Regions from separate parts of the Homo sapiens genome. Here regions 2, 3, 4, 5, 6 and 7 are each linked to region 1. Evidence: chromatin loops called from intact Hi-C (ENCODE). Cell type or tissue: GM12878. All regions are shown on one strand. Each heading gives the region's core, and the rest is flanking DNA. Links, peaks and the distances in the headings are about the cores only. Region 1 overlaps ETV6 (ETS variant transcription factor 6). Region 2 has its middle 38 kb from the start of BCL2L14. Region 3 overlaps ETV6 (ETS variant transcription factor 6). Region 4 overlaps ETV6 (ETS variant transcription factor 6). Region 5 overlaps ETV6 (ETS variant transcription factor 6). Region 6 has its middle 61 kb from the start of BCL2L14. Region 7 overlaps ETV6 (ETS variant transcription factor 6).

What was found. A loop is a pair of places that touch in the nucleus more often than their neighbours do. Peaks named below come from ENCODE experiments on the same cell type or tissue, not always from the same donor. Only the 100,000 strongest peaks of a DNase experiment are listed, where the experiment ranks them.
Region 2: it touches region 1 in a loop (5-fold over the local background); 8 of 110 quality-filtered maps call a loop at or near these places.
Region 3: a loop joins it to region 1, with 5 times the contacts of the local background. A loop is called at or near these places in 5 of 110 quality-filtered maps.
Region 4: it touches region 1 in a loop (4-fold over the local background); 9 of 110 quality-filtered maps call a loop at or near these places.
Region 5: a loop joins it to region 1, with 5 times the contacts of the local background. A loop is called at or near these places in 9 of 110 quality-filtered maps.
Region 6: it touches region 1 in a loop (5-fold over the local background); 6 of 110 quality-filtered maps call a loop at or near these places.
Region 7: it touches region 1 in a loop (6-fold over the local background); 7 of 110 quality-filtered maps call a loop at or near these places.

What each region holds. Positions count from the first base shown.
Region 1 is chr12:11,834,067-11,838,536 of GRCh38, reverse strand. The region is part of intron 2 of ETV6 (ETS variant transcription factor 6); the gene reads right to left. Among named protein-coding and RNA genes, the nearest start is that of ETV6, 190 kb to the right of the region's middle. RefSeq lists enhancers at 1-121, 1,893-2,122. In GM12878, for the core only: no CTCF peak of the experiment used is centred there; a DNase peak (open chromatin) is centred at 1,956; H3K27ac peaks cover 4,000 bases.
Region 2 is chr12:12,030,987-12,035,456 of GRCh38, reverse strand. No RefSeq gene overlaps it. Among named protein-coding and RNA genes, the nearest start is that of BCL2L14, 38 kb to the left of the region's middle. RefSeq lists a silencer at 1,808-2,102 and enhancers at 2,554-2,653, 3,104-3,153. In GM12878, for the core only: a CTCF peak has its summit at 1,933 (motif pointing right); DNase peaks (open chromatin) are centred at 1,946, 2,428 and 2,993; H3K4me3 peaks cover 2,651 bases; H3K27ac peaks cover 3,087 bases.
Region 3 is chr12:11,730,204-11,734,673 of GRCh38, reverse strand. All of the region lies in intron 1 of ETV6 (ETS variant transcription factor 6), which reads right to left. Among named protein-coding and RNA genes, the nearest start is that of ETV6, 83 kb to the right of the region's middle. RefSeq lists enhancers at 433-482, 3,809-3,908, 4,149-4,258. In GM12878, for the core only: a CTCF peak has its summit at 376; a DNase peak (open chromatin) is centred at 3,683; H3K4me3 peaks cover 1,997 bases; H3K27ac peaks cover 3,861 bases.
Region 4 is chr12:11,748,822-11,753,291 of GRCh38, reverse strand. It overlaps ETV6 (ETS variant transcription factor 6), which reads right to left. Exons shown (of 8, transcript NM_001987.5): 2 at 713-842. Among named protein-coding and RNA genes, the nearest start is that of ETV6, 100 kb to the right of the region's middle. RefSeq lists enhancers at 24-113, 2,962-3,011. In GM12878, for the core only: no CTCF peak of the experiment used is centred there; a DNase peak (open chromatin) is centred at 2,751; H3K4me3 peaks cover 1,815 bases; H3K27ac peaks cover 4,000 bases.
Region 5 is chr12:11,760,278-11,764,747 of GRCh38, reverse strand. The region is part of intron 2 of ETV6 (ETS variant transcription factor 6); the gene reads right to left. Among named protein-coding and RNA genes, the nearest start is that of ETV6, 110 kb to the right of the region's middle. RefSeq lists enhancers at 1,252-1,461, 1,792-1,841, 2,342-2,461, 2,472-2,641. In GM12878, for the core only: no CTCF peak of the experiment used is centred there; DNase peaks (open chromatin) are centred at 1,607 and 2,467; H3K4me3 peaks cover 742 bases; H3K27ac peaks cover 4,000 bases.
Region 6 is chr12:12,007,337-12,011,806 of GRCh38, reverse strand. No RefSeq gene overlaps it. Among named protein-coding and RNA genes, the nearest start is that of BCL2L14, 61 kb to the left of the region's middle. RefSeq lists enhancers at 1,490-1,539, 693-1,573, 1,560-1,679, 1,574-2,454, 2,660-2,789 and 2 more. In GM12878, for the core only: CTCF peaks have their summits at 2,681 and 3,251; DNase peaks (open chromatin) are centred at 1,466, 2,396, 2,961, 3,153 and 1 weaker place; H3K4me3 peaks cover 1,126 bases; H3K27ac peaks cover 4,000 bases.
Region 7 is chr12:11,779,170-11,783,639 of GRCh38, reverse strand. All of the region lies in intron 2 of ETV6 (ETS variant transcription factor 6), which reads right to left. Among named protein-coding and RNA genes, the nearest start is that of ETV6, 130 kb to the right of the region's middle. RefSeq lists an enhancer at 2,858-2,927. In GM12878, for the core only: no CTCF peak of the experiment used is centred there; DNase peaks (open chromatin) are centred at 2,699 and 4,239; H3K4me3 peaks cover 1,089 bases; H3K27ac peaks cover 4,000 bases.

The sequences.
Region 1 (4,470 bases), core at 269-4,268:
GAGGGCAAAGTAAGGATAAAAGGTCTTCTGCCTTTTTATTCTACTCACTGACATTAGAGCTTCCTGGTGGGGTGGTACTTGAACTCTGAGTAGGAACCAAGTGGGCAGGAGGGGGGTACAGAGCAGGGGCTGAGAGGTTGGCTCAGGTTGGCTCTCTGGGAGCCTGACTGTAAGTCTATAGTTTTATTTTATTTTGCTGTTGTGAGAAATCTTTGATAAGTTAGAACAGTGGTTCTCAAAATGTGATCTTGGGACCCATCAGGGTTCCCGAGACCTTTGTAGGGTGCCTATGAAGTAAAACATCTTGTCATAACAATATTAATTATTTGCCTTTTTCGCTCTCATTCTTTCTTAGGTGGAATGTTCTAGAAGGCATATGATGTGATCTTGCAACAGATTGAATGCAGAAACAGAGATGAGCGTCCAGCCATCTTCCATTAAGCCAGATTTTAAGAGACTTTCAAAAATGTGTAACAATGCTACTCTTCTCACAAATTATTTTTGGTTTGGGAAAATATATTTTAAAATATGTTTGCATTAATATAGAGTTGGCTATTTTACTTGCTAAATTCATAAATATTTTGTAAATACCCAGGTTTAATTTATGTAATAATATGGTAACTACAGATAACTATAACCCATATAAGCAAAAGCTCTTTGGGGTCTCCATTAATTTTTAAGAATCAAAAGGAGACATGAGACCAAATTTAAGAACTGCTGGGTCAGAAGAAGCTGGATGTTCAATGGATCTTCATTCTCTAAAATCACATGGTGTGAATCAATAGCTCAAACAGAGCAATGGCATCAGTGTTGCTAAGAGGAGCTTCCGTCTCTCACTATAAGTTACTTAAACTTGCTACGAAGACTTCACAAGTGTGTTATAAAAGTGTCCCTCAGTTTGATCCTGGAAAAAATTACCTTTCATCCTAAACCAGGCATGCCAAAGAACAATCTGGTTTGCTATATGGGGCTGCTCTTCCTACCTGCTGAAGTGGGGAACAAACGGCTCAAATGCCCTGGAAAATGTCCAGGGCCTCTGGGCATGATTGTCTTCCAAGTGGCTCCTTTGCAAAGTGTAGTTTTGAGGAATGGTAGTTGGCTTCCTCTAAACCTGTGGAAGTCCCCTCAAAACCAAAATTCCTTTTTTGTAGTGCACCAAAAAAAGAACTACTGGGCACTGGAAATCATTAGAGATGAGCATTTAAGAGCTTTTTTCTTGGTGTTTTTAGGATAATTTTTTTTTCACATGGAAACAAATTAGAATTTCAAATAATAATTTATGGTGCATTACTGCTTTATGATCTTTAGAATAAAATACAGCCACTAAAAGTTTTTGTTTTTGACTCCTGACTGGCCAGAAAGTGATGCCTATTAAAAACAGTCCATGGATATGGGAAGTACCAGCTCTCTCCAATGACCTTGAAAACACGTATCTAGAATCACAGGGAGGTGGGAGTGGCAGTGAGGGTTACTCAGCAAAATCTCAGTTTTTGAACTGGTAAAAACCTTAAACCTAACTCCTTACTGTCAATGGTGTCACCTTTGAACAAGAATGGCGCTGCGATTTGTTATTATGGACCTTCCTCTCCTTCACACAGGGAGTTCCCATTAGGGGACACATGTGAAGGTCTGGTTCCTCAGGCCTAGGAAGGTGCCTGGAGGTGAGAGGTCCAGTGAGCAGAAGATGCTCAGGCAGAAACAGGAAAAAGTACAGGGTGGCTTATTGGAAACATGGGCCCCAAAGCAAATACAGAACTGAATCCTGCTTGGGAGGGGAATTGAGAGTAAAATGCTGAAGTTTCTGCAGAGGACACGCTGCAACGGAGGGAGGTGGGTGAGAAGGGGGTGGGGGATGCAAGTAGTAATTTGAGGTTCTTTATATTCTATGGAAGAAAATACTCATGAGTAATCTTTTCCCTAAATACAAGAAGAGTCACACTCCAAACAGCTCTGCCGGTTAAGCACAACAGTTTCTCTTTTCACTTCCCATTAATGTCTCCCACAGCCCAGCCCCTGAAGCAACCAGGGCCACCGTGTGGAAACCCCCTCACCAGGAACCGATGCAAATGCCCTCGGCTTATGTACAAGAGGAACCCAGCAAGTTACAGGGGAGACTGTGGTGATCCCAGCAGTCATACAAAAGTGATCTTGACAGAGCAAGCCACCTGCTCGAGGCCACTCAATACATTTATCAGCGTCGCTGCTCTTCCTTTAGCATAAAGAGTGAAGTAGGTGGACACGTTCACCGAGCTGGAAAGAGGCTGGATAAACTTTGGTGTTCAAAGTCAAGTCCCACTGTTATTTCCTTTGTAATTCAATAGAATAAAAAGGTTGTGGTGTAGAATTGAGGGGGGAAAAAGCCCCTTTTCCTTAAACCTAAAGCCCTTAAGACCTTGTGTGTTAGCGTGTCTAAATGGGATAGAGCCTTGCACCTGGAGGCAATTCTAATCAGGCTGATTTAATTTACTTAATAGTCATTTACTAAGCACTACTATGCACCTAGTACTGCTCTAAGCACTTTATATGAATAGATATTAGCTCATTCAACTGCATGCTCACACAACCCTATGATAGGGATTCAGATTAGGAAACTGAGGCCCAACGCATTTAAGGGACTTGCCCAAGGTCACATAACCCTAGTAATGACAGAAGCGGAGATCTGAACCCAGGCAATCTGGTTCCAGAATCTGTGCTCTTATCCATCACACTGTACTTCGACATGCATGTCCCATCCAGATCCAGAATTGAGACTGGTTTTGAACATCCATTAGGGATTCAAAAAAGACTGAGTGAATTGACTCCTACCCATCCAAGACTTAGATCCTTGGAGACTTTCTCAAATTATCAACAGACTAAAAATATAGCCAAAAAATCTGTAGATCCCTGGAGAAGTAGATTTATAAATGGGAAGAGGAGGGAGGTGTAGGTGGGACTCTGCTTTTAATGCATCCAGGAATAAAGTCCTCCCTTCACAGGCTACTTGCTCCCAGGCACTCATGGGTGCTTGGTCTTGAGAGTCTTACACGGCTCACAGCTGCAAATGGAACAGAAGCTGCATGGGCAGAATGAGGGAGGCACATACATAACTTGCTTTATTTACGGCCATCTCTTGCAACTTTAATTCAACAAAGTCAAAGAATATAGATGTTAATGATCATTAGGAAAAGGAAAAAAAGGAGAGAAGGAGAGAGACCATTACTCTGCACCTATATTATACTATTCCCTGTGCGCATAGCGTGCCTCTTGAGGGCCATTTACTAAGATCAGCATTTTTAATGCCAATTAGTTTCAGAGAATATTTGAAAAGAATTTTGTACAGAGAAAGTGAACTGCTGTGATTAAGAAAGTTACTAAAAATTCTACTGTACTTCTCCCCTCTCCCGAGTAGGTCCAGTATATTGTGTCATATCCTTCAGTGACACACCCAGGCCCTTAAACTTACTTCTAATATTTCTTCAATTCCATGCTTTAATGGGCAGCCACATTCATCAGTACATTTTGACCCTGTTTCAGACTTTCTGAGATGTTCTTAAACTAATGATGACAAACATGTTGGGAGACAGGAGCCTGGATTTTATTCCCAGATCTGCCATGAATTAACATTTGATTCTGGGCAGGCCACTCAGCTTCTCTGTGGCTCAGTGACTTCATCTGTACAATGACGGGCTTAGAGTATGTGATCTCTATTCCCTTCAGGGTTTCATGTAGTCAATATGCTCCTATTTAATTTGAATCCAAAAAACCAAAGAATACCTTACAGCCAGGATCTTTTTCTACAGAATTACTCCATGCCCATGGCCATGACCCTGAGATTTTGTAACTTCCTGAAGGATCTTCTGAATCACAGAAGACAGATTAATGCTTAAGTGTGTTTCATTATATTCTAATTCTTGGAAAAGTTATAATCTAGCTATGGCAATAATCAACATAACTGCTTGCATCGGGGTAGTACTTCAGAGTTGATAAGGTGCTTTCATACATATTACCTCATGTAATTCTCACAAAAGCCCAGTGAAGTCTGTTGCATTCTCTTTTCAGTTTAATAGAAAACAGGGCTTAGTCATCAGGTGATTTTATTGATTTGAGCAACACTCAGTTCAAGCTTTTCTGCTACAGTAGCCATTCAGCAAAACCACTCCTTATCCAAACTTTCTGTATAAACAGGAATTTGCTCTAGGTTCTACGTGCTGGAGACAGAATCATAAAATGTGAAAGATGGAAGCTGAAGCCTGGAAGTTAAGAGACTGACTCAGGATCAACCTGCCCCTGATCCCCTGACTTTTCCCAACATCCCATGTTGTCTCATAACTTGATTCAATGACCCACACCAATTTTGTAACCCTCAACACAGTGAGGACAGTTATCACGTCCTTGCTTAGTCATTTTGCCTCCAGATGAAACGTCCTTAATTGGTCCAAAGATAACTCCTCCACTGCAGTTTGTAGACCCTTACCAACCTGCCTGCCTCCT
Region 2 (4,470 bases), core at 268-4,267, 200 kb before region 1:
ATGAGATATCACCTCATACCTGTTGGAATGCTGTTATCAAAAAGATGAAAGATAACAAATGCTAGCGAGGTTGTGGAGAGCAGGGAAGCCTTGTGCACTGCTGGTGGGAATGTAAATTAACACAGCCATTGCAGAAAACAGTATGGAGGTTCCTTAAAAAATTAAAAATAGTACTACCATATGATCTAGCAATCCCACTCCTGGGTATATATATCCAAAGGAAATAAAATTGGTATGTTGAAGAGGTATCTGTACTGCCATGTTCATTGCAGCACTATTCACAATAGCCAAGATTTGAAACCAACTAAGTGTTTAAGTGTTCATCAACGGATGGATGGATAAAGAAAATGGGGTTGGATAAAGAAAACACACCATGGAATACTATTCAGTCTTTTAAAAAGGAGGACATCCTGTTGCTTGTGACATAGATGAACCCAAAGGACATTGTGCTAAGTGAAATAAGTCAGGCACAGAAAGACAAATACTGCATGATCTCATATGTGGACTCTTAAAAAGTTGAACTCAAAGAAGTAGAGAGTAGAATAGGGGTTACCAGGGCTTTCAGGCTTGTTGGGGGGCAGTTGGGGAGATGGTCAAAGAACATAAAATTTCAGTTAGACAAGAGGAATATATGTTCAAGAGATCTATTGTACAACATTGCAACTATGATTAATAACATATATTTTTGAAAATCACTGAGAGATTTTAAGTCACCCCTAAAATGATAACTTTGTGAGCACATGCATATGTAATTAGCTTTATTTAACCATTCCACAATGTATACATATTCCAAAACATGTTGTCCATGACAAATATACATAATAAAATAAAAAAATCCTGGCACAGAGCTGGCATTTCTGAAGTGTTAATTCCTTGTAACGCCATTTCTCAAATCGAGATTCTACCTGCACGCACATACCACAGGCTTCCATCTTTGCTCTGTTTTAGTTCATGACAGCCAGAGTTGCCCTCAAGATTTTCTAGTTTTTTGGTTCCCAAACTGGGATTCCCCAGCTCTCAGGCCCTGAGAAAGTTGTAACTAGGGTCTGTGGGTTAGTTTCAACATGCTGAAATCCTAACAAAAATCATTCATGGGTGGGAGACCAGGTTAAGAAGGGATCAAGTGTCTTCGCCTTTGTCTGTGATATGGACTCACTGTGGTAACTCTGGTTGCATCATGATCATCAGAAGGCCTGCCTGACATTTATACGTCTGATCCCTCAAGACAGAAAGCTTATTAAGCTCCTATTTTAGAGATGCATTCTGGTGGGCAACATCTTTCAGAAACACTGAATTTATGGGAAAAAATAGTAAAGAAGTTAACGAGTCTGGGGCATTGAGATCCACAAAGCTTAAGTAACTTCCCAAGGTCACACAGCAAGTTGGTAGCAGTGCCAGGACCAGAACTGATTTCTGCTGACACCTCATAGCCTGCGTGTTCCACTCCTTGCCGTGCCGTCCAGACTACCTTCTTTTCCACCTGGGTCCTTCATGTCTATCAAATATCACCTTGGAAACAGGCTTTTAGTCAGGATGTTGTAGTGTCAAGGGCAACTGAAGTCTCCTCTACACTAGGACCCCAGGAATCTAAGGGAGAAGGTATTTCCGACCATTTATTATGATTTATAATTTCAGCCAGAAATTTTTCTTCTGCTTCCTTTCTCAATTAGGGAAATGTGTGCTTTAGAAGATTTTAAATGCTTGGTTACTTAAGAGAGAAAGAAAACTCTGTTGCTTGTTCATATTATTTGTGTTTTTTTCCATGCAAAGACAGGAGGTTTTCAGCCAAGGCAAATCAGAGTGGCTGACATTCCCACGGGAAAGTGGGCCGGGCGTGAGAACAGGATGTGTACCTGTCTGGAAGCTGGAGCCTTTGATGTACATCCACAAGAGCCCCAGAAGGAAGCTGTTTTGATAAGCTGTGGTCACCAGGTGGCGCTACACACACGCTGTCAAGTCCAACAGTTTTTCAGACCTGCAGGATTTTTCCAGATTTACCGAAGCAGGAAAAAACAGGAAAAACAAAACGGGTCCAGTACTTCAGCTCAGAATAGTTGAGTTGAAAAGAGGTGGAAAACCCCCCAGACAGCTTGCCCTCTTCAATCGTGTGGCAGAGCATCCACTTGGTGCCCTTCGGATTCTTTGAGTAAATGTGGAGCTGGCTGGCTCCTCAAGGGAGTGTGGAATCAGGACGTGGCTGGTTCCGGCTGCAAGAAAGTCCCGGTTATTCTGCGAGGGCGAAAGAGCTCCAGCGTTAGGGCTTCAGCAGAGGCGGTTGCTAAGGCGCACCAGTCCTTTACTTCGGACCAGTCTGACCTTAACGGGAAAGGCAATTTCCCTTTCTGTATGGGGAACTCATTTCCTTTGTTGCTTTCCTTATTTTCCTCCCAGGGTCTTTTAATTCCATCCTGATTGGGGCCTGAGAGGAGGGCATGGGTGAGGTGTGAACCAGCAGCGCCCTTTCTTCCTTCTCGCTCCGCCCCCAGGCAACACCCTCCAGCACCCAAGCCTACCCTCTTCCTCCAACGGAAAAATGCACACGGCATATCCGTGTCTGTCCACATGCCGGATTTCCCGGCCAGTTCTGATGTGAAATATCTTGAAAGTTTGCTAAGGGGCCACTTTATATTAAAAGAGGATTAAAAAATAAAGAAAATCCCATACCTCCAATCTGAAAGTCTTTTCTTGGTGCCATAAAAAAACTGAGCTATCAGCCCTCTGGTACCTTCGATTCCAGGCCAAAGGCCACTGCCTGGTGGTGACGGCCAACGTGGAGGCACCCAGGCCAGCTCCCACGGCATCTCTGCCGACAAGCAGTGACTCCAGCAGATTGTAGTAGCACCTACACAGCCAGAGCTACACCCAGGTGCTTGCTTTGCTGCAGTTTGGGAGGGATCAATGTTCCAGAGCAGCGGCTCACCAACCTTAGCATGGCTCAGTTGCTGGGCTCCACTCCCAGAGTTTTTGGGTGAATGCGTCCAGGGTGCGGCTGGGAAATTTGCATTTTTAAGAATTTCCCCCTGAGGCTGATGCTACAGTCTGGAGACCACACTTTGAGAACCACTATTTCAGAGTAAAATGCTGGTGGGAGGAAAGGAGCAGCAGGAAACAGCCGATGACTGTGGTGTGGCCGGTCTTTCTCCCAGGCGGGGTGGGGTGTGTGTGCCAGGATTGCAGGGTCACCAGGAGGGCCGGTTCTGTGGGGGCTGCTGAAAATCCTTATCCCTCCTTTCTAGACTAGTGGTTCTGAGACTTGGCAGCACATTGGAATCACTTTGGGAGCTTAAAAAAAGATACTGATGACTGGCTTCTAGCCCCAGACGTCCTGATTTAATTGGTTCACAATGTGGTTTGGGCCCTGGAAGATTTAAAAGCTCGCTAGGTGTTTCTGATGTGTAGCCCAGGTCGAAAAATCACGGTGCTAGGTCCACGTCTTACTGCATTCTTATATCCAGTCCCCAGTAAGTGTAAGTTCTCACCACCCATTCTCAAACCCTTCCAGCTGTCTCTCATACCTCCCTGCCTCAGGCTGAAAAACACTGGCACCTGTCTGAGTACTGACTTCCTATTTATCCTTCAAGACGCAGGCCAAATATTTTTTCCGTGGTGGAGATTTTTCTGGCTTTCCCTAACAGTTCATCTCCTAAAGCACTGTGGATACACTAGAACTATAACCTTTATCTTTCACTTCATCGCAATTACATTCACGTGCTGAATGTAATGATGTTTCAGTCAAAAACCGACTGTATGTATGAAGGTGGTCCCATAAGATTATAATGGGGCTGAAAAATTCCTATCACCTAGTGACGCTGTAGCCATTGTCATGTTGTAGCTCAATTACTTTATTTTAAAAATAAACAGTGTAGCCTAAGTGTACTGTGTTTATAAAGTCTACAGTAGTGGACAATAATATCCCAGTCCTTCACATTCACTCACCACTCACTCACTGACTCACCGAGAGTAACTTCGAGTTCTGCAACAGCCATTTTGGTAAGTGCCCTATACAGGTGTACCATTTTTAATCTTTTTTTTTTTTTTTTTTTTGAGATGGAGTCTCGCTCTGTCGCCCAGGCTGGAGTACAGTGGCCCAGTCTTGGCTCACTGCAAGCTCCGCCTCCCGGGTTCATGCCATTCTCCTGCCTTAGCCTCTTGAGTAGCTGGGACTACAGGCGCCTGCCACCATGCCCGGCTAATTTTTTGTATTTTCAGTAGAGACGGGGTTTCACTGTGTTAGCCAGGATGGTCTCGATCTCCTGACCTCGTGATCCGCCCACCTTGGCCTCCCAAAGTGCTGGGATTACAGGCATGAGCCACCACGCCCAGCCCATTTTTAATCTTTTATACTGTACCTTTTTCACGTGAGGTTTGTTTAGATACCCAAATACCATTGTGTTACAAGTGGCTATGATATTCAGTACAGTTACTTGCTGTACAGGTTTGTAGCCAAGGAGCAATGGGCTATACACCGTA
Region 3 (4,470 bases), core at 207-4,206, 100 kb after region 1:
CTACAATTTTGCATAGTGCCTGGAGCATAAAAAGCTTAATAAACATCAATGACAAAAGTACTTGTACCAGCACTGTGATAAATCCACATACCTATGTATAGACATACAGATATGGTAATTTCTTCTTCTTCTTTTTTTTTTTTTCTTTTTTTTTTTTGCTCATCTCAGCCCCCCAGGTAGCTGGGACCACAGGTGAGCACCACCACACACAGCTAATTTTTATATTTTTTGTAGAGACGAGGTTTCGTCATGTTGCCCAGGCTGGTCTCGAACTCCTGAGCTCAAGCAATCCACCCATCTTGGCCTCCCGAAGTGTGGGGATTACAGGCATGAACCACTGCGCCCAGTTCAGATGTGGTCATTTCCGAGATGGCTCAGCAGCGCCACCTGTGCTAGGCTCAAGCTATCACCTAATTACATAGGGGACTATATGATAAAAGATACGATGTTCATGTACAACTATTATCTACTATGGAGTTTATATCACTTTCAAGTGCCTCTGCAAACTGTTTTTTAGCAGGGAGAAAATAAGAATAAAAATGGGAAAATGGAAATCCAAAGATCTGATTCCTTTAAAGATGCTGCAATAGAAGTAGCCACTGCCAGGTCTGCATCTCCTGGTGCAATCAGATAATCCATCTATCTAGATTGGATAGATACTTGAGGAGGAATAATTCAAGGTAATTTCCGTTACACCACTATCCATGTTTTCTCAAGGGAAAAACATGTATTTGCTTCTTTTGATTAACATGTTAGTGGCTGCAACTAAAACATCAAGTGGTCGGCCGAGCAGAGGTTTTCCTGCTGGTTTTACAAAATCAGTACAGCGGGCCACCTCTCAGCATCAGCTTCGCCTGGATTTACAAGTAAACTCTTCAGTATGGCTGAACAGGGTATGTGGGTGTGTGTATATTGGTAGCTGTATGGAAACTGGATTGCTCTAATAATAAACACATTTCATTCCCTGCATTGAGGGTGCTGGATCCTTGCTAAAGATCCTTTTTTCCACTTAGTTCCATAAATATTCCGGGGAAGCATGGCCTAGTGTGAGTTGTCAGAATGAGAACCTGTTGTGATATTTCATCAGCACCCACTCACAGTGCACTTACTCTCCTTTACCTGTAACTTACACCTTCTCTGTACCCTCTGGAATTAAACCGAAGAGAAAGGATGAAAACAAGATGATATGTCAGAAAACACGGTGCGGGGGCTTGAAGGGCTAAGAAGAATGAAGTGGTTAATTTTTTTTTTTTTTTTTTTTTTTTTGAGATGGAGTCTCGCTCTGTCTCCCAGGCTGCACTGCAGTGGTGCGATCTCGGCTCACTGCAAGCTCTGCCTCCCGGATTCACGCCATTCTCCTGCCTCAGCCTCCCGAGCAGCTGGGACTACAGGCACCTGCCACCATGCCTGGCTAAATTTTTGTATTTTTAGTAGAGACAGGGTTTCACTGTGTTAACCAGGATAGTCTCAATCTCCTGACCTCATGATCCGCCTGCTTTGGCCTCCCAAAGTGCTGCAATTACAGGCGTGAGCCACTGCGCCCAGCCCAAAGTGGTTAATATTAATATGCTGAGTACCTTCCATGTGCCAGACACATAAGATACTGTATGTTTCTATTTCATCAATGGAGAAACAGAGTCTGAGTGGGGTTAAAGAACGGGCTTCCCAATGTCACACAGTGGTGCTAGAATTTGAAGCAAAGTACGTCAGATTCTAAAGCCACAATCTTTCTACACTTTCACCCCAAAATGAGGAGTAAGAATGAAAGTGACACTGTGGATTTAAGGAAGATAATAGAAAGTCTATTAGAAATATATATTTTTTGAAACTTGTATCATTTAACATAATGATTACAGAGCTGGAATTGGGCAATTGAAATGGAGAAGAGCATCTTCTGACATCCAGGGTCATGTGTTCAGGCTCAGGGACAGGGTGCTTTCAGAACAAGGGTTGTTCTTGGTCCTCTAGAGGCAGAAGGAGGACGGGGTGGTCTGTGTGTCGGATGTGGCCAAGCTGGAGCACCAAGGAAGCCCCCAGCCCTGACAAAGCAGCACATTCAAACGACACAGTGCACGATGGCAGAAAAAGATGGGGTGGGATACAATGGGGGGAAACTCCCCAAGTCGGTGAAAAGGTTTGTACTTGAAGGACAACGTCCTTCTCCAGAGTAGAGCTTACTAAAGGAGATGCATCCCATTTTCTTTTTGAACCTCTCCTGCTTTCTACTTCCAGCTTCTTTCCTCCTGGTAAGTTTGGGCAGGAAGGGGCCTTAGAAATTGAGACCAGCATCCTCATTTTTCAGATGAAAAACCTGAGATCAACAGAAATATTTGAGATCACACTTCTTGTTTCGGAAATCAGGTAGTTAGCAGTTCTTGTTTTCGTTTTTCACCATATAGTGCAGTAAAGGGGAAAAGGGTAGACAAAAAAACAAGAAACCAGAAATATTACTTTGCAGAGACATTTCCACGTACCTCGAACTGCACTAGTTCTGCGACTGTGTGCTCAGTGTTGTCTTCTACCAGGTGATGCTAAAGATTTGCACTGAGCCATGCACACACTGCTGTCTAGGTCAATTCTTAAGGTAGCTGCCTAGATTTAAGGTAAGGACTGCAGGGTGGAACATCTTCTCTTTATGCAGAGCTACCTGAACTGGTCGCCTTCTTGGGTGACCCAACCATGCTGGTTTGTCTGGGACTGAAGGGGTTCCGGGGATGTGGGGTTTTCAGTACTAAAACTGAAATCCCAGGGAAACTGGGACAAGCCGGTTACCCTACTGCCTTCAGTAGGATCACATTTTCAACTGAGCTAATACATACAGACAGACAAAATGCATTTAGCTGGAAGTTTTAGCTGGTAGAATACCAGCTAAATGGTAGTTAACATTTTAATTTTTTAAGAAAATTAGCAAGATGCAAATTAATGACTATGAAGGGCTTTGAGCCCTTGGGGAGGAAGGTATTCTCAAAGTAGGAAGTGTTAAGTTCATAAAAGAAACAATATGAGAAGGCAGTGGGGCTTTTTCATACCTAACAAGTATGACTAAACCTGTAAACACTTCCTGTTCCGTCCCATGTTTTTCTGAAATTCGCTTTTCCTTAAAGGCCAATAAGACAGAAGAAAAAAAATTATTCTTTCTCTTCTCTTCTTAAGAATAACAGTGGGAAATTTCAAACCTCCAAAGACGTCTAAAAGTTTAATAAGCTCTTGCTTTTATATATAAATATTAAGGAGAAACAAACAACACTCACTTTTCTCCATAAGCATCCTGCATTCTTACTACATGAAATTTTGAGTACGTAGAAAACCATCTGATCAGGGAAGACAAATACTCACACTTAAGTAGCACTGACTTACTCCTCCACCTAGTTATATTTTCAATACAAAAATTTTTGCTTTAATTAAACACTGTGTTAGGTGCTGACAATGCAACACCGAATAAGAAGGACATACCTTTATTTCATACATCACAGTATCCTAAAGATCAAAACCTGCCTTTCTAGACTTAGTCATGACTCTTCTTATTGCAGTGGAGAAAGAGGGCTGCCCCTAACAGCAAAGCTCACACTTAAAATCATTTCTCCCCAGCAGCACTTCCCATTCACAAAGAGCAGTGCTACAAAAGGCAGCCTCACTTTCACCTGTTCTGGGTCACCAACTACACTGGAGGGGCTTGGCCTAGAATCGGGTAGAGGGGATGTGAAACCAAGGAGGGGGTTACACTGGGGAACATGTCACTGGGCCTCTACTCACAGAAACAGCTTAAAGCCACCTGTACCCACATTTGGGAAACGTGTGTCTCTGGTCTCCTGGAGGCATAAATTGAACATTATAATATTCTAGGGAAGAGCAAACAGCAACCCACTGAGGGGTCTTGGGCCATGGGAAAGTCTTCCATTCCTCTACTTCTGCTCTAAAGGGTTGATTGTTGTACACTCCAAAGCAAAAGAGGAAAATCAAACCCAGCTCAGAAGTCCGCCCACATTCTGCGGTGGAGAGAGTTGCCAAAACCATTCTCTGCACCTGTAGGATGAAGTCGCAGGTTCACAGAGCAGGGACAACTGTCAGATGTCCACCCCGCAACATGGCTCCCTCACAGGAGAGTCCACAGTTATGGACCTAGGTTCTCTGCTGGGCTGCGCTGGACAACCCGTCCTTAGAACTCTAAATCCTGCCTTTGCACAGGCTTCCTTGGAGCTCTCTGAGGCCTTGGTGACTTGCACCTTTGTGCACACTACAATTGGCTTCCTTGAGCTTGGCAACCCCAGAGCAGCAGCCTCATTGGACTTCTGTTTGTACAGGACTTGTCAAGCAGGTTATGCTGCTTTTCTGCCACCTTTCTTTCCAGACACCTCTAAAATGTAAAGTTATCAGGAAATAAGAGAGGGATAAGGTTTTCTCACCACAATCCCAGAGGCCTACAAAGGCTGCCTAGACCGTGGGCTTTGCTGAAGGCCTGCTGCTGGTCTC
Region 4 (4,470 bases), core at 323-4,322, 85 kb after region 1:
CAGCAGCACAGGTGTGTGGGCCCCAAACCTCTGCCAAGTTGCAGCTGAGGACTGAGACGGGGAAGTGGTAGGCCAAGGGGTAGAGATGATTTGGGAGAGAAAGGTGGAACCACTACAGACTGCAGCTGCTGAGGCAAAGCAAGCACAAGAGAAGCAAGAGAGAGTGGAGGTGAAGGAAAGAGGAGGCAAGAGAGAGGACCTATGCAGGCCTAGAAAACGAAGGGAAGAAAAGTAGCCAGCACAGACAGGGAGGGGAGGGAGGGCCCTGGAAAGAAAGGACGAGCGCACAGCTTAAAAACAAAGCAGAAGTGAGTCTGACTCACAAACTGAGCAAAATTTAGGACCAAAGAAAATATTAAAGTTGAGTAAGCGTGAATTTGAGAATACAGATAAACTTTGCACACACACAGAAATCATCTTGTCTACTAGGAGATTTAGTTGGCTCTGCCATATACTGCATGTTTCCAGGTTTCTTTTTTTTTTAACATGTCATAGTCAGGGAAGAAATGAATACACTGAGAAACAAGGAACAGGAACCTCAAATTTTTCAAAGGTATCTGGGGGTAGGGGGGTGTGAAAGATTCCAAAGCAGCGTGGCGAAGTCCTGTGAAAACCACCTCAGAGCTTGCCCCTCTCTGGCCTGGAGCCCACTGCCTGCCACCCCCGCCCCACGCCATCAATCCTCTGTCCCTCTCGGGTCACGAACACTCACGCAGGTGCGCAGGCAGGCGGATCGAGTCTTCCTCCATCCTGAGCGCTCGAGGCACTGGAACATGAAGTGGCGTCGAGGAAGCGTAACTCGGCACTGGGCTCTCTGGAGGTGTATATGAAATTCGTTCCTGCTGTTAAAAATAAGGGCAGGAAGAGGGGAGGGGGAGAGAGACAATGAAAGCTTGGAATGGAGGTATGAGACCATCTCGGGGTGGGGAGCAAAAGGGAGGCGGGGCATGGGCAGTACCAGCTTCCCAAGCAATCCGGCTTACTCTCTCCGTAGAGACACTGTATACAGTTGTCTTTCAGATGCCTAGCCTTGGGGCTATATAACAAAACTCTGCCATCGTTGAAAACAGCCTTTACTTTGGACTCATGTCAATAGGTGTACACCCTGTGGTTTGTACAAGTAAAAAGGAGGGACAAAAGGGAACAAAAAAAATACGTCCGCGAGAATGGCTTAAAGACAACTTTTTAAAAAATGACTTGCCCAAGTCACATAATTAATGCCATCACTATATTAAAGCCATGTTTTCTCTTCTGTAGCAATATCCCCAGCTTCTAATCAAAGTATGATTCTAGATTCACTTCCATAGTGAGCTGATCAAGTAAAGTGACAGCTTCAAAGATAAGTTCTAGATTTAGAACTTCAATCCACAAGGAAGATTTTTCTATTGTCCACCTATCTCACTATACAACCACCACAACCAAAAATATCCAACGTCTAATTTTTTCCTTCATTGCTAGGAATTATCTGCAACAATAATGAATATCTCCTTGTTCTTTTACTCTCCATCTCAGAATCGATATTTCCTTTCCCTCTGAAGTATTTCATAGTTCATTCAAAGAATTATCTGAATTTAAAAGAAGTACTGTTTGACCCCTTATCAAGTATCAAAGGGTGGGGTGGGAGAGCTTCCATGGATCCTCCATTTGAATTCAAACAAGCAGTGTTTGTTAGATCAATTAAAACAAACTAGATGGGGTGAGAAGGATTACCGTGAGTTTTAAGTTAAAATACCGCAAATAATGGCAAGAAACCGACTGTTGGGTTCGGCAAAACAGCAGTGCAATTTGTAGCTTAGATCAACATGCCAACTAGGTTGACTTGCAGTCCACATGTAAACATGACTTCAGGAGTGTCTGTGGTTTAACTGGGCAATGTAAAATGGAACACACAACATCCAAAAATATGGTGGAAAGGAAAGACCAGTAAGATGCCACTATGAAAATAAAACTCAAGAGCAAAAGAAAATCGTACATTTAAGTAAAGGGAAGGCAGTGTTTACGTTTTGGAAAGATAGTTCTTTAACATTTTACATCTCATCAAATGTGCAAAGGGAAGCGGCGGAGTCCTCGGCCTATAACCAAATTAAAGCTTCTCCTCTGCTCATAGCCTAGAAAGTCTGGCAGTTGTGGTAGGAAGTTTTGATTTTAAATGAATATATACATATTGTTATAATTTCCGAATGGAATTGCTATACCTTCCCTAAGGCACCCACCAGAAGCAAGTAGGGCAGTTGGAATATTTCTGTTTAAACATACATCCTGAGGTTTCTTGGTGAATTTCTTAATGAAGGGCAGGCACATATATCCCAGGTTTCATTTCTGGGTCAATTAAGATGTCCTGTAAAAAGTCACCCAGAGGCAAAACTTTCAACTGCACTTTTCTTGAACTTTAGCAGGCATCACATGTATTTTGAGAAACTTTAACTTGAAGGATGGGTTATACTTTTTGGTGTTTGGTTTGGGATGAAAAAAGCAAAAAAAAAAAAAAAAAAAAAAAAAGCCCACACATATAGGAAACATAAAATCTGTTCAGAGGTTTTTAAAGGTGAGGTGGGCTTCTGAGCATTTCAAACAGTCTGTTTTTAGAATTTAACAAATTCTCCATACTCTTCAACTCTTGTCTGACACCCCCCAAATCCCACTATATGTCTAGATATCTACCGTTAACTTTATTCTCGGAAATAGCTTTCTGTTTTGTTAGGGTTTTTGCAGAAGTGAAACTTGGTGAAGAAAACATCGGGCAGCCAAAGGGTCTTCAAATGGTGCTTCATGAGTGCAAGAAAAAAACAAGACAGCATTTCGAAATTCAATGACTCTTCTTTCCCTTGAAGCAAAGAGAAACTCACAAGACACTCTGGCTAGTCCATGAGAGTGAGGCCGCCTCATCCCCGCCTGCCCCAACTCCACCAAGGCAAGCTGGGAGAAACCCGGCCCTCCATGCTGACTGGACTTCATTTCTTAGGAACTCCATCCCCAGCCAGCTGACAAAAGAGTCTGGCTAGCTATTACCCTGAAAGTGTATATACTGTAATTTACTAAATTATCATTGCTTTGGACCTTCCTTTCAACTGTGCTCTCTTTAAAAGTAACCCCTTGGTGTGCTTTCACTTCTACATGGTTCCCTGACCTTACGGTGAAACACCACACTTCTGCACCTGCTCTGGGATCTGACGCCATCCCCCGCAAACCCCGTCCAAACAATTTTAGATGGAGACAACTGCTATTTCATGATGAAAACTTATAAAAGGAAGGCCAGAGATGAAGAGACTGTGGCCCACTGATCTCCTCACATTCCTGATGATGGTTTCTACTCAGCTGGAGGACAGTTTTCCACACCATAAGCTCTTTTTCAAAGGCTCAATGAAGAGACTTGTCAGCAACAAGAGAGGTTACCTTGACCAAGACGGACAAATGCACAATGTGCTTCTAGGGCCCCGAGCACTCTTCTAGTAGCCATGGCACACCTAAGGTAACTCTGGGCTTGGTGGCTGCAGAGCACTTGGGGACCCCAAAAGGATGCTGTACAGTGAGTGGGCTCTGTTCCAAGGAGAACAAAACACACTCTTGGGAATCCCACACTACAGAGACTCCTTTTGTCTCTCTTTTTGTGAATCTCTAGGTTGACTCTCACAGTGCTCATTTTTCACTCTATTGCAATAACCTCGCACTTAACATCTACCCTGGCACATCAGCAGACTATCAGCAATTGGAAAAATTAACCAAATACCACTATCTCAGATGGAGACATCTAGACAGAGAAGTTTAAGGACACTAACGTCTAATTTCCCAAATAAAGGGAACCTCTTTACTCTCACAACTGCTTCTCTGGTGCGACCCCAACAAAGGAGGGGGTGGTGGTGAGAGTCCCACCTCTAAAGCAAATTGTCAGACAGATGAAAACCAGAGCTGCTTTCTTTCTTTTAACATTATGGGGAGTAGGGGTGTGTGTGTGTGTGTGTGTGTGTGTGTGTGTGTGTGTGTGTGTGTGTGTGTGTGTGTGTGTATGGGGGGGATAACGATTTTCCCAAGAGGATTATAACCGCTGCTCTAATTAAATTAAAATGCTACAGACAGTGATATTAATGTATTCAAGTGTTGTAGGGGGATAAACTGCTGGTGGAGGTCAATGATGTGACTCAGAATGCCGTGATGTGGTTACATTATTGTTTAGATGCTGTAAAAAATAAAACACGCTGCTCTCAAATTTGCAGATACAACCTATCAAGCCAACCAGCTGAACAAAAGGGAAGCACTGCAATTTCTGAGGCCAATTGTAATACCTATGAGCAGGTTGTCAAGGAGGCGGCACAAAGCGCTGGGAAGAGAAAATAAGGCAGAAAACTGTTGTAGGCAAGAGTTGAAATGTAAATTTCACCAACCATTATAGAAAGCTTTAAAAAAAATAATGAAGTATGGAGTAGGGTTGTCTCTTGAAAGCGTAAGGACTGAAGCCAAAATGAGCTGCGTTCC
Region 5 (4,470 bases), core at 225-4,224, 74 kb after region 1:
CCAAATTCTGCACACCTCCTCCCTGTCACACACACATAGGCCACCCAGCTCTGGTAGCTCCTTCCCCAAGGGTCAAGATTTTCCTGACCACTTACTTCAACTCAAGACTTGGATTACCATGCCCTTTATACATCTGCAAGATCTTGGCATTACGATCAAACGTGATCATCCCTGAAGTAAAGACATTTAGTGAGAATGGTTGAAAGGCTTAAGGATTCAGATTTATACTCCCAAATTCACTACTCCTGTCAAAGAAATGCAGATGACTTGCACATTCTCAAATCGCCAGTGTACTAGAGGAGACCTGACCTTCTTTGGCCAAGACTGATGATGGCAATGTCTTGAGAGCAATGGCCACGCACAGTAAGTAGCAGACTGCTCATCCTGGCCTCAGAGCTCCAGGCTCACAATGTTTTGTCTAAATCAGGAGGCCTGGATTTTCCATCTAGTTTTCCATCTGTCTTATCCACAGAGAAGGCCAGCCCTAAGCAAATTATAGTGCTTATTTCCAACTCTACCCACTCCGTGCTGGCCACGGTCCTTCCACTTCAAAAAATTCAGGAGATCTGATAAGCTAATTTTCATTAAGATATTAGGGACTTGAGGTATTAATTATCTCTCTCCATAACTATCTCCTGCCATAATGATTTACTTTTAAAAGTGGAGCTATGTGGAAATAATGCCTGATCCAAAAGGAATGTCTCAACAATGGAATTTCAGGCACCCTGGTCATTCATCGTGGGAGATATTTATGTTCAAAGCACTCTAAATCATTGCAACTGGGTGACCACATTCCCTGCTTAAGTATAACATTCACCCCGTTCACAGTCAACTATAAGCCCTCTGTCCTGGGTCCAAAGTAATGCTATCTGAACAATAAAGGTTTAGAAGGCAGCCACTTTCTGAATCTCAATACTCCTTTAGCAAACAAAGAAGTACCAGACATGAGAGAGCTACACAGCGTCTGCACAGTGCCAATGCTACAATACCCAGTTGTATTTCAAGTTCTTTTCCCCGATCACTGGGGTGGCAGGAATCGTCACAGTAGTAGGAATAATCACAGAAGCTTTGTGAAGCAGGTATCTGGAATAACAGCTATAAGACGATCCCAACGAAAGCACGTGCGTGCACACACACTTGGATTCATCTGAAGCAAAAATTTTTCTCTAAGAATCAAAAGAAAAGCTTATTTTCTTTCATAAGGTCCAAAATCTATTTGATCAGAGACAAATTTCACATCTTTTTAGGTTTTTGTGGGTCTCTGAAGCTCCTCTCAGCACTTGGTCAGGGCATTCCAGTAGTTTCATTTATAACCCATGAGTCTCAAGTGAAGAAAACCTCTCTCAGGGAATTCCTACTTTTGTGTTCCTAAAAGACCTTTAATAAAACCCCAGATACCTGGATGAATATTTGAATCACGGCCAAATTTTAAGGTCAGCAAGAGCCCCCACGAAAAATGCTTGACAGAGTTGTAAATAGGGGAACGAGAACTGCGTCTGTTCAGAGAGGGGACTTTGTGAGGTGGCTTCACTACCACCTCATAGGAGAAGTGAAAGGAGTCAGTGTGGGAGCTGAGGAGTTCAAGAACAATGGCGTGAAGGAATCAGAATGAAAAAGGAAAGCATTTTCTCCCCGACTTTGTTCATATCTAGTGGGAAACCATGCCTAACAGAGATGAACCTTCCAACCCATCCGAATAACAGGTTTGGGAACCTGCACCACCTTAGGGTTCCTTCCTGAAGCAAGGCATGCGAGGAGGAGGAGGAAGGAGAAAGAGTCATTTTATGTCCTCAAGAGGGCTGGCACCAAATCACTTACTCATATTTGTTTCTCTACAAAGAGTTCCTGATGTTGGTGACTTAAGAGCTACTTAAGGAGAAAAAATAAAACCCCTCATCAGCTTTGGTCACGAATCACTGCTGCTTTGGGCGAGTCTTTTCTCCCTAATCTTACACCCCCTTTTCACAGCCCATGGCAATGAGTAGATGATTCCAGCAACTAGTTGAGGGCCTCTATTTAGAAATACTTTCCTTGGGTGTGAGTTTTCATGCCCAGGGGATGGTATAAGTGTCACAGATTCTCTCTGCTGGCTGAGGCGGATGGAAATGTACTTTCAAGCTCAGCATCAAAGCCTTCACTTTAGAAGCTGAAAGCCTTCATTCCCTTGCCAACTGTGCTTTTTTTCTCCCATAATTAATTAATGCAGTATTAATTGTGCATGTGCTACGGAGCCGGCTAAGGGAGGATAGTGTGGCCCATCCACGCAGATCAGCTGGCTCTGTAAAGCCTAAAACCCAGTGGATACCATCTCCAGAGGGAGAAAAACGCAGACTGAAATTTTTTACAGGTTACAGGAAAGGCAAACACGCCTTGAGTTGCAGAGGGGATTGCCGCTAATCACACAGTTGGGGTCAAGTAGATAGTTAGCAGAAGCCACACCTGTGCATGTTGCATGGGGCAAAGGGCCAAGCCACAGACAATTCTCAGGCCAGAAAGGGGGCTATGAGAACAGGGGAGCAGGCCTGTGATCTGGCTGTAAGGTCCTGGGAACCAGCATAAGGCAAGAGTGGCAGGGACAGTCTTTAGAAGCCCTGCAAGGCCTAGGAGCTGGCACCAGTTCTCATCCCACAAAAGCATTAACCCGATTTCAATCACAGGAACCATAGGGAAATGCTCAACAGAGCTGGGTGTTGGATTTCCCTATTTCCTTGCAGGAGGGCTTCCTCCCAAAACAATCACAGGTAAAACGAAGGACAATTTCCTGTGTCATGAAAGTACCACCATCTGCACTAAAATTTGATGTTGAGTCCTAAAAATCAAGTGAATGATCATGAAATCTGGCATTTACAGATAATGTTCCACTGCTGATACCCCTTGTGTTTCTCTTCTGGAATAAGAGAACAATGCGACGATTGAGTTGGGGAGAACTTAGGAATCATATACTCAGGCCATTTCACTTTGCAGATGTGGAAACCACAGTCCTGAGAGATGGAATGAACTGCTGGGATGACCCAAGTAATCAGCCACGTAGAACCAGAGCTCAAGGAACTGACCCCTACAAGAGCATGTTCTCTGCCCTCTTACCCTGTTGTAGCGTGTTCTGGCACACATGCCATGTGGGTAAACTAAGGCACCAAACGTCAGGCAATTTTTCTGAAGCGTGTTGGCTTAACACAAATTATCAGGAAGTTCAGTGTTTTAAGGTGTAAACTCAGTAACACAATCTTCATTCAATCACAGCATCTTTCTTACTGTTTAATAACCATCTGTGAGGTAGATCATCTCTTTAAAAAAGATGGAAAATAATAGACAAGGAACCTCTTTTTACTTCATTTAGTTTTGTTTCTAACACTCCAGAATTTACACACATACCTGAGACTATCTGGCAGATAACAGTGTGCATACAGGATTGGATATGGAAATTTATCTTCCTTCAAGTTCAAAAGATAATTTGGTTTATAGCTCTGATTTTATCCATCTGGGCCCTCTTGTCAGTAATTTATATTATGCTTAAAAATTGGAAAAAAAAATCAGCCTGTTAGCTTGGATATTCTCCTTCTAACCAATAGATAGAATGAAACAACTTTCATTTGCTCCTCAGACTTTTAAAGAGTAATAGGGTGAAGTGGAAAATAAAAGTCTGGGTTTTGGAATTAGATACGGATTCAAATTGGGGCTCCTCCACTTTCTCTGGGTGACCTCGGGCAAGTGGTTTACCTGAGCCTCAGGTATAATATCTACTGTGCAGAGTTTGTTATTATTCAGGATAATATATATGAAGCATATACATATACACACATATATACATATATACACACACACACATATACTTTTATATACACACACACACACACACACACACACACACATATATATAATAATAGTAGTGATCATTATTTCTTCTTCCACACAACAATGCCACAGAGATTCTCTAGAGTGGCTTTATGATCTTAAACACGGTTGACCTCAGAGTGGCTCCTAAGGAGAAACACAGGCTCCTGTGAGCTGGCAGGTAGGGTACAATGACCAAAAAACTAAAGCTCATTTGCAAAGATGAGCTACTTCTGGAAAACAAATGGGTAATAAAATCCTAACAATGATACTTCTCAATCAGAGCTCCATAAATTGCTGGATACCCCTATAATTTTTAAATGGTGCTATTCAACACCCTAAAACTTGTCCTAGGTGCTTTTAAAAAAGTATTGTTACATCTTCCCTTACAAACCTTCACCCTCCTCAGTGAACCATTTCAGTTAGTACCCCCACCCCAGAAGTAGAGAATTTAGCCTCAGCTGACCTGGTAAAATAGGGTATTCACTGCGTAGCCCTGTGCAGTCAACTTTCCCTTCTAGGTATCCAATCGTCATCCACCCCACATCTACAGTTCTTTATCCATTATCCGTACCCATCATCTGCATTTCTATTACTGGAATCTTACAGCCCCATTTGAGAGCTACTGGTATCCATGAT
Region 6 (4,470 bases), core at 334-4,333, 170 kb before region 1:
GGTTTGCCTGGGACTTTCCCAGTTTTAGAAACAAAAGTCCTCCCTCCCCCGCCCCGGCCGCCCCATGAATCCCTTCGGTCCCAGGTAAAGCAGGACTGTCAGTGATCCCAGAGGTAGGTGAGGAGCTAGGGGCACTTGGTGTGCACAGCACATCCCAACTGGCACTGGGAAGGAAATGGAATTGCTAGAACAAAGTGCAGCTCCTAAGTCTTATATGTCCAGACTGAGGGGAGTGCCTGGGAGGCCGCAGGGAGGAGCCCAGGGCAGCTGTATGTGGGGAGTTGACCTCAGGTCAGAAGCGCATGGCTGGGCTTGGAGTACAGCTGTGGGCAGGCTGCAGTCGGTCCAGTCACCTCTCCTTGGGGGCTAAGCCAGGCCTTCCCTTTTCTGAGCTCTTGATTAATTTAATGGAGCAACTGAAAGAAGAAGAGGACACAACAAAGGATTGAGCTGGGCTCTCCACCTCTCAGGAGTTTCCTGGGAGCATGTTTTCCCCCAGGAAGCCTTCTTGTCACTGGAGGACATTGATTGTTGCAGGAAGCTGAGGGAATCGAATAGTCAGGGCAACTGTCCTCTGCAAAAACCCTGGGTCAATAAAACCAAAATGACTGCAAGATATCCTGAGAGAGGTGGGCAAAGAAGGCACGTGGATGATTTTTCCTCCTGCTTTTCCCAGCGTTTCTACACACACACACACACACACACACACACACACACACACACACACACGCGCACTTGGGGACAGGTATAGGATGGTTACATTTTGTCTCTCTTCACTTCCTATATGAAGCATAAGAAAGCATTTGGTAAATCTAGTCCTAAGTGTGTTGCCCAAGTCAAATCCAGCGACCCCCTCGCAGCCCCCTCCCCAGAGGTTACATAGTTCCCACAGGGTGCAAGAAAGGGTTATTGAAAACAGCAGGTTTATTTATTTTTTTTCCATAACTTCAGCACTTCTGGTAAATCTCTGATCCAGCATCTAGTGGTTAACCACTGATACAGGAAATGACATTTAACGTTTTTATCACTCAGCCAGAAATGGAAGAACAAGGCGAGTGTGTGTTTAGGGAAGATGGATGGCTGCCCACCACCTTCGTCTTAAAGGCACCCGGCTCTTTTTCTGATTGCAGGGGCTGATAGGCAGCTCACTTCCCCTCTGCCTGCTCGCTCCACTGACGACAATGAGTGGGAATGTCAGGAGAGCAGGAACCCAGGCGTTGTCAGCTATTGATGGGGGTGAAATGGGCAGCATTTGGTTCCCCTTTTTCAGGAGCCGTTGCATGGGGGGACAGGCAGGCCGGAAATGAGTTCGGATGCTCGTGTTCAGGCACATGGAACCACAGCATCAGCCTAGGGTGTCTGAACCCGGGAGGCCACGTGGCCGGGATGAGACTGTGAACAGAGCCCCACTGCCCATTGCTAAGCTGAGGACACTCAGCAGAGACCTCATTAACCCTCCAAGACAACCAGCCAAGCAAGAGTGTTGAGCACCGCAAACCACAGCGAGAGAAATTACAGCTGCTTTCACTTGCAGTTTTCCTTAGTCACCCGGTTGTTCCCCATTTCTTGCCTTTTGGGGATGAGGGGCTTTCAGTGCAGTTACTAAGTGGATTTCTTGTAACAACGGCAACAGTTATAGATAGTCACTCACTTTGTTAAGTGGTAAGTAGTTTAGATTCATGATGTTAACCTGCTCTAGGTCTAGAGCTGGTAAGTGGTATGGCCAGCCAGGATTTGAACCGAGGTCCATCTATGGCCAAAGCCAACCCTGCCCTCCAGACATCTGATAGCAAGTGCCGCCCTAGGCCCCACTGCCCTGCCCAGCCTTTTGCTGATTAAACAATCTCTTGGCTGGGTGCGGTAGCTCACACCTGTAATCCCAGCACTCTGAAAGGCCAAGGCGGGCAGATCACTTGAGGTCAGGAGTTCAAGACTAGCCTGGCCAACATGGTGAAATCCTGTCTCTACTAAAAATACAAAAAATTAGCCAGGCATGGTGGTGTGTGCCTGTAATCCTAGCTATTTGGGAGGCTGAGGTGGGAGGAGTCCTTGAACCTGGGAGGCAGAGGTTGTAGTGAGCTGAGATGACACCACTGCACTCCAGCCTGGGTGACAGAGCAAGACTCTGTCTCAAAAAACAAACAAAACAAAACAAAACCCTTGAGGTGGGTCTGGGCATCAGAGTTTTATGTTTCTTCAAATAGTTCTAGTGGGCAGCCAGCAATGAGCACCGCTGAGCCATGCTGTGATTTCTTGAGCTCAGAGAGCCAGCCGGGTTGGCCTTTGTTGCCAGTGCCCAGGGAACAACCCTTAATGTTTGTTACACAAATGAGTCTCTGATCGCTCTACTTTGGTCTGCAGGGCAAAACCTCTACAGAGAGGGAATAGAGGAAGAGATGAGTCACACCCATTGAGAGCCTGAGGGTTCTCAGCAGATTCTAGCTGTGAGTGCCCCTGGTGAAGTGGGGTAGGTAAGATCAGGCCAGGCATTGTTGGCAGAGACATTCTCATATCCGAGAATGAGAGCCCCACATTCTCGGATAACATTTCCCTTCTCTTAGTAGGAAGTAACGTGATCCCATTTTTATGAAAAGGATCACTCAGGTGCGAAATTGTCCTCCTCCTCCCACTCTCTGCATCCTGCCTGCAGATTCTTCACCCTGCAGATGTGCCTCTGTCAGCACTAGGAGGCAGGGTGGTTCGGGGCGAGCCCTGCCTGCTCTAGGAGGCAGGAGAGTTAGGGTGGGCGCAGAGGCCACCCAGGACGAGGCCAATTGCTCCTGGGGAGTCACGTATTGATTTCTGCTCTGCCTTGCTCTAGAGATTTGAGGCGAGGGCCACTCACAGTCTCTTGGAGCCTCAGTTTATTCATTCATGTACTTGTTCTGAAGAGGTGATAAAATTTAAAGTGTTTTGAAAAGAAAATTTATCCTTGCCTCCATGAAGAGGAGTAGATTGCTGTTTGACTTCCAAGCCTTTCCAACAGCGCAGAGTTGCATGTGGGTGGGGCTGGGCCCACAGCTCAGCTTTGGGGTTTTGTACCAGAGGGAGCTGGAGTCAGGGGGGAGGTGTGGGTCCTCCCTAGTGCAAGTTTCTTCTTCAAGACCCATCTCTTCCTCTCCATGCCCTCTCTGTAGAGTTTTTGCCCTGCAGACCAAAGTGGAATGATCAGAGACTCATTTGTGTAACAGACACTGAGGATTGTTCCCTGTGCACTGGCAACAAAGACCGTCTGGCTCAGTGGCGCCCACCGCTGGCTGCCCACTAGAATTATTTGGGGGAAACTTAAAAAACTCTGATGCCCAGATCCACCTCAAGAGATTTTTGTTTAATAGGCATTAGCATTTTTTTTAAAAAACAATGACTCTAATTTATTTTACAGGGAGTAGAGAACCACAGATCTAGATGGAGAGACAGATAAGTGGGAAAAAAAAAACCCACTATGATGCAGAGGATGATATGCTCTGGTTTTGGCAAATGCAAGTGGCTACGGCAGCACAAAGTTAGGGCCGCTCACCCAGCCCCGAAAGAGCTGTGAAGTAGGAAACATCACAGCCGAAGTCTCAAGAACAGGAATTAACCCAGGGAATCTGGCCTGATGGGGCCAAGGGTAAGGGGCGTGAGGTTAAGATGATTTCCAGAGAAAGCAAGATGAATTTTCTGAGTCCAGGAGTGAAAGGGAGACAGGCACTTGTATGGGACTGGAAGTAGTTTGGTATGGCGGGACAAAGCTGGCAGGGAAGCCTGGTGAGAGCCGGAGAGGAGACCAGAGGCCAGCTCATGCGGATATCGAAGCAACGTTAGGAAGTTCGGGCCTTATTCTAATGGTGGAAGGGAGCTGATGAAGAGGTATAAGCAGAGGAAGGACTGCCATCAGTTTTTCAGTGACAGGAAGGAAGACAGACGGGAGGAAGTTAGAACACGCTTCAGTGGTGGGTTCCAGAACTATGTTAGTGGTTATGGGGATAGCAAGAGGTGAGTGGATTTGGGAGATATAAGGACCTAGAGCCTATTAGACTTGGGGAGTAAAGTGGGAGAAAAGTCAAGGAGAATTTCCAGGTTTTTGTCCTGGGCAGCAGGATGGAGGATGATGCTCCTTCTCTGAGGCTCTGCATGTGTGTGAGGAGGATTGGCTCATGCTGCTCACAGAGCCCCAGAAGCTGGACAGGACTTGGTGGGGGGCTCTGCCAGCAGCTTGGGGTCCCCGGAACCTGTGCAAGTCTCCTGTGGGTGGCCCAGCCCTCCCAGAGCAACATGAGGGGACACGGGCTTTGGTGAGGTGATGAGGGCATTTCTGTATTCTTGGCTACTTTGCTAGTCTATTTGGATTTCCTGGGCATCCTTCCCACTCAAGATGCTCCTTTCCCCAATGAGACCAACCAGCCCCAGACACTGATGGAATCTCAAACAAACAGTAATGACCGATTTCCATTTTCTGTGACCTGTTACCTACTCCCCATTTTACTGCTC
Region 7 (4,470 bases), core at 302-4,301, 55 kb after region 1:
CATAAATCACCCCATATTTCTCCTTTATTTTCAACTCTCTGATTCTTACCAACAATTCTACATGGCTAAATACCGTCCATTAAATAAACAAAACAAAAGCAAAAACCTCCCTTCACCCGCTGTTGCCTTCCAGATCCTATCTTTTCTCTCGATTCCAATCCAGTAAGAGAGTCATCTATAATCACTTTCTTCCACATTTCAACCCACAGCAATCAGGTTTCCACCTGCCTCTCCCCGCCACAGAAATTGTGCTTACTGGGTCACTGATGACTTCCCTACTTGGAAAAGCCAAAGACACCTTCAGTCCTCATCTTACCTGAATTCTATGCAGCATCTGATTGGGCAGGATCATTCTTTCCTTCCTGAAATTCTCCTTCCTTGATCTCTGTGATTTCCCTCCTGTCTCTCTGGGGAGCCCTCTTATAGGCTCTTCCTTCTCGTCTTGCCACTCTAGATAATGGGCTCCACGGAGACTTGTCTTTTCTGCTTCCCATCCCTTGCTCCTCATCTGATCTGCCACTCACCTTGCCCAATCAATCTGCTTAATCACTTGAATGTTTCTCTTTCACTCCATCTCTCTGACACTGCTTTGGCTTGTACTTATTTTTTTCTCACCTAGATCATTGCTACAGCTGCTACCTACAAAAGCCTTCTGAACACACATCCCTTCTCTCCCCTATTTAAACTTCCAGCACAAAATCTAAACTCCTTAGCATGGCATACCCTAGTCATCTTTTCTTCTTTAGCCAGTCAATAGATGTATACTTATAATACATATACCTCCCATATTTTTCTTAAACATGGAAACAATTTAATTGCATTTCTTCTGTCAACACACCTGAGGTTATCTTATAAATCATTTTACACTCATACAAACCAAGGTGTTATAGTTCTAAATTACTTTTTGAGAATTAAAAAATTCAGAGAGAAATAGGACATAACCAAGCAAGAGTGTCTCACTCTGTAGTCAATACCTTGCACATCTACATAACAGACTGACTCCAAGCATTTCCCAGTGATTCCCCAATCCCTCTGTCTTTCCACATTAGTGAACATCCTACAAAGCCAATTTTAAAATGAAAAACAAAATATGAGCCTATTATTACAAATGTGCAGTCGCAGAAAACACAAATGCACACATACTGTGTGAGTAAAATAAAAAACACACTGTCTCTTAATAATAAAATGTTTAACATTTCACATTTCAGATAACGTTTCAGCTGTCTTTCCAGGTTAAAAACTCCTCTCAGACAAAAACAAAAAGTCTTCTTTTCTCTCTTAAAATCACCGAGAGTAGATACATTGATTAACAACAGTTTAACAAACTGTTAAACTACCACTGACCCACGAAGATTGTTCACATCTACCACTGACCCAAGAAGATGTCTTGCCTAAGCTGAAGTAGAAGGTTTTAGATTTGCCATGAGTAGACGAGTAAAGTGAAAGAGGGTACTTGGTAAAGATTTTACAGAGAGCCAAGCAGTGCATCTGATTTCAGCAAATAACTTGACAGTCTATCCTGACTTTTTCTTATGGGTTAGGCTGACAGTCAATTGATATGTAGTACCATTGTGCATATTTGCAAAAATGATAATGTGTCATTTATGGCATATGGCAGCAAAGAGATTTATTTGCCAGAAAACATAATCACAATATACTTGTTAACTATAAAGTTAACTTTATAGTTTTAAAACTATGCCTACCTGGAAGGCAGTCTCTAGCGGTATGCCACAGGGATCTTTCACAGGTCCCGTCCCATTCAATCTTTTTCCCTTCCAAATAATTAACATAAAGGTACAGAGAAAGTACTCATCTAATATAGAAGCCATAAAGTAGGAAAGAGGAGTTTATAGAAGGGATGATAGGCATTACCTCAGCCAACTTAAATAAAACGTAATAGGGTTAAATGTAAAGGCATATATTTTAAGTTTAAAAAATCCACAAAAGAAGAGTTCTGACTTTGGCTATAGTCCAAGTAAAAACGATCAATGTGAATACAACACAAATATTAAAATGCTAACATAACCTTTTGTTGCATTAATAAAATAACTGCCTATCCATTCAGCAATTAGTTTGCACATATTAGACGAAAAATACTGTTAAAGTAACTGTTTCATTTTGGGTAAATGGCAAAGCTGAGCATCAAATCCATATCTGATTCCAAAGTTCTGTCTCTAGACTTAATGTAGAAAGAATACACCCTATCTGGTTTCACATGGCAAAACTAGAACCAAGAGCAAAGTGACAGTGAGGTGAGTTTCAACTCTATTTTTCACATCTAGCACCATCCAAGAACGGGACGAAAAGGGGGCAGGGAAGTACTTCCCACTGAATACACACAAGCAGGGGAGGACTGTCCTGCTATCTCTGGGATGCTAAAGAGACAGTCGTGACGTGGATGACAAGTTGAAATATATCATCTCTGAGGTCCTTCACAATTCTTAGACTCATCGATCTTTATGAGAAATTATTAAAGGCAATTGAAAAATAAACACTTCCTAAGAGTTGGACATTGTACATATTAAACCAGCCTCATGTTTTTCTTAAAGCAGGGGTTTACTGTTGTATCATGAGGCAAGTTTCCTAGCATGCAAACAGAATTAGGAAACAAAACTCATTGAGATTTGCATAGTTTGCTAACATCTTGTACCTGTAACTGAAAGTAGGGGGAAACCCAAGCTGTTCACCTTTGGTGTGCTGATCTGGGGGAATGCAGATGTGGAACTGCTTAACTTCGCCATGAAGAAAGCTTCCACAGGACGTAAGAACAAGATGAAACACACTGCTATACAGTAACTTACAATCATCTACTAGACTTCTATATTTTTGTCTGCTCAGCATCCACATACCGCATGTGGGGGAATCCCAAGATTGGCAGAGCTTTCTCCCCTGTTCCCTGGAACATAACCTGGACTCAGCCAATTAGATGCACTTGCCACAGTGTTTGAGTCTTAAGGGAGTGACCAATTCCCCAGGGATGGTGAGATGTTATTTATGGCAGAGGTGCTAGTCTCACGAATTCATGTGTCCACTGGCAGCCGAGCTGTGGTGGCATCCTAATAAAACTGTCCTTATGGCTCCATCTCAGCTAAGCTCCGGGCTGCCAAGTATCCTTTTGCTTCTGCTACCTTATCAGCCAATGAGCTGCCCAATATACCTCCAATAAAAGCTTTTTTTTTCTCTGTGATTAAGTTGTTCAGAGCTTTTTGTTGTTATTTGCAAGGAAGAACTGGTATACTTCTAAAGTGTTACACCACAGAATGAATTTAGGTGAATATTTGCTGTTGTCCCAGGGCAGTAAAAAAGGATACAGGCTACTGAACCTAAAACCTATTCTAATATAAACCCCAAATTTTCTTCTAAAAGGCTGGCAACCCAAGTGACAGATATTAATATAATCTCAACTTAAAAAAACAAAAACAGCTACATCTATCAAACTAGAGGTTGTAACAGTTACAGTTCTATGAATATACTGTGTAATAAATTAAAACTTTCAGACTGGGTCATTTATTCAGCACATACTTAGTGGAAGCCTTCTCTGTACCAGAAAGAGAGAAAAGGAATGGTTTCTAATTAACTCTTTTGTTTTTCAGCATCTGTGTGAAAGCAGAGAAGGCTAAAGGTAGAGCGTGTGTGAAAAATATGGGCAAAACCTTTTAAAAAGTCATGTCATCTATTTGTAATTGCATAAAGCTTTATTTCTTGTAAATTTTATCAGCTCATTTAATTACACAGCACACTAGGCAAATGCAGAAGGGAATGAATGGTTACTTCTCAGCAATTCTCTTCACACTTTTTATCTCTGTAAAGAAGGATTCTCATCATGCACTGAACAGTCACAGTGAGCACCGTCTATACCAACCAATTTTCTAATAAAAACTTGGCTATCTGGAAAAGCTCTGAAATGAACCATTCTAGAGATCCAAGTTTTCCAGGGTACCATACTAAGCACCAAAGGTTATTTCAGTGATTATTTTAACAACTCTAGGGGAATTTTTCTACATTATATATTTTCCTTCTGGCAGAAAAGAGAAAAATAGCAGGCAGCCAAATGGTTGCGTCACTTGAACTATGTCATTTCAATCCTGGAAATATTTCTGTCTTGATTCCCTAGGTAGAAAAGTGGGCCTCGGTATGGAGGCTATTTTTAGAGTCTGACTTCTTTTTTGAGCAATCCATTCCTTTCTTGACGTGAATGATTACCAAGTCTAGCTTTGAACTACAGTTTCAGATCAGAAATAAGCACATCACAGGAAAAGTCAAAGGAGTTTCAAGTTTTTAAGATGGGAACTGAACAAATTCAGTACTGAGTTCTGGGGAAGGGCTTGTGTGCTCAATTTCTGCCAAATATATTTGCTGCAGTGATCCTCTAAGAACCATAAAAAGTACAAGCTGTAAAAGAGCAAATCATTTCTAAAATGATGAAAGGCTGAGTTTTAAAAGAGGACTTATTCGGGAAAGCATGCACAA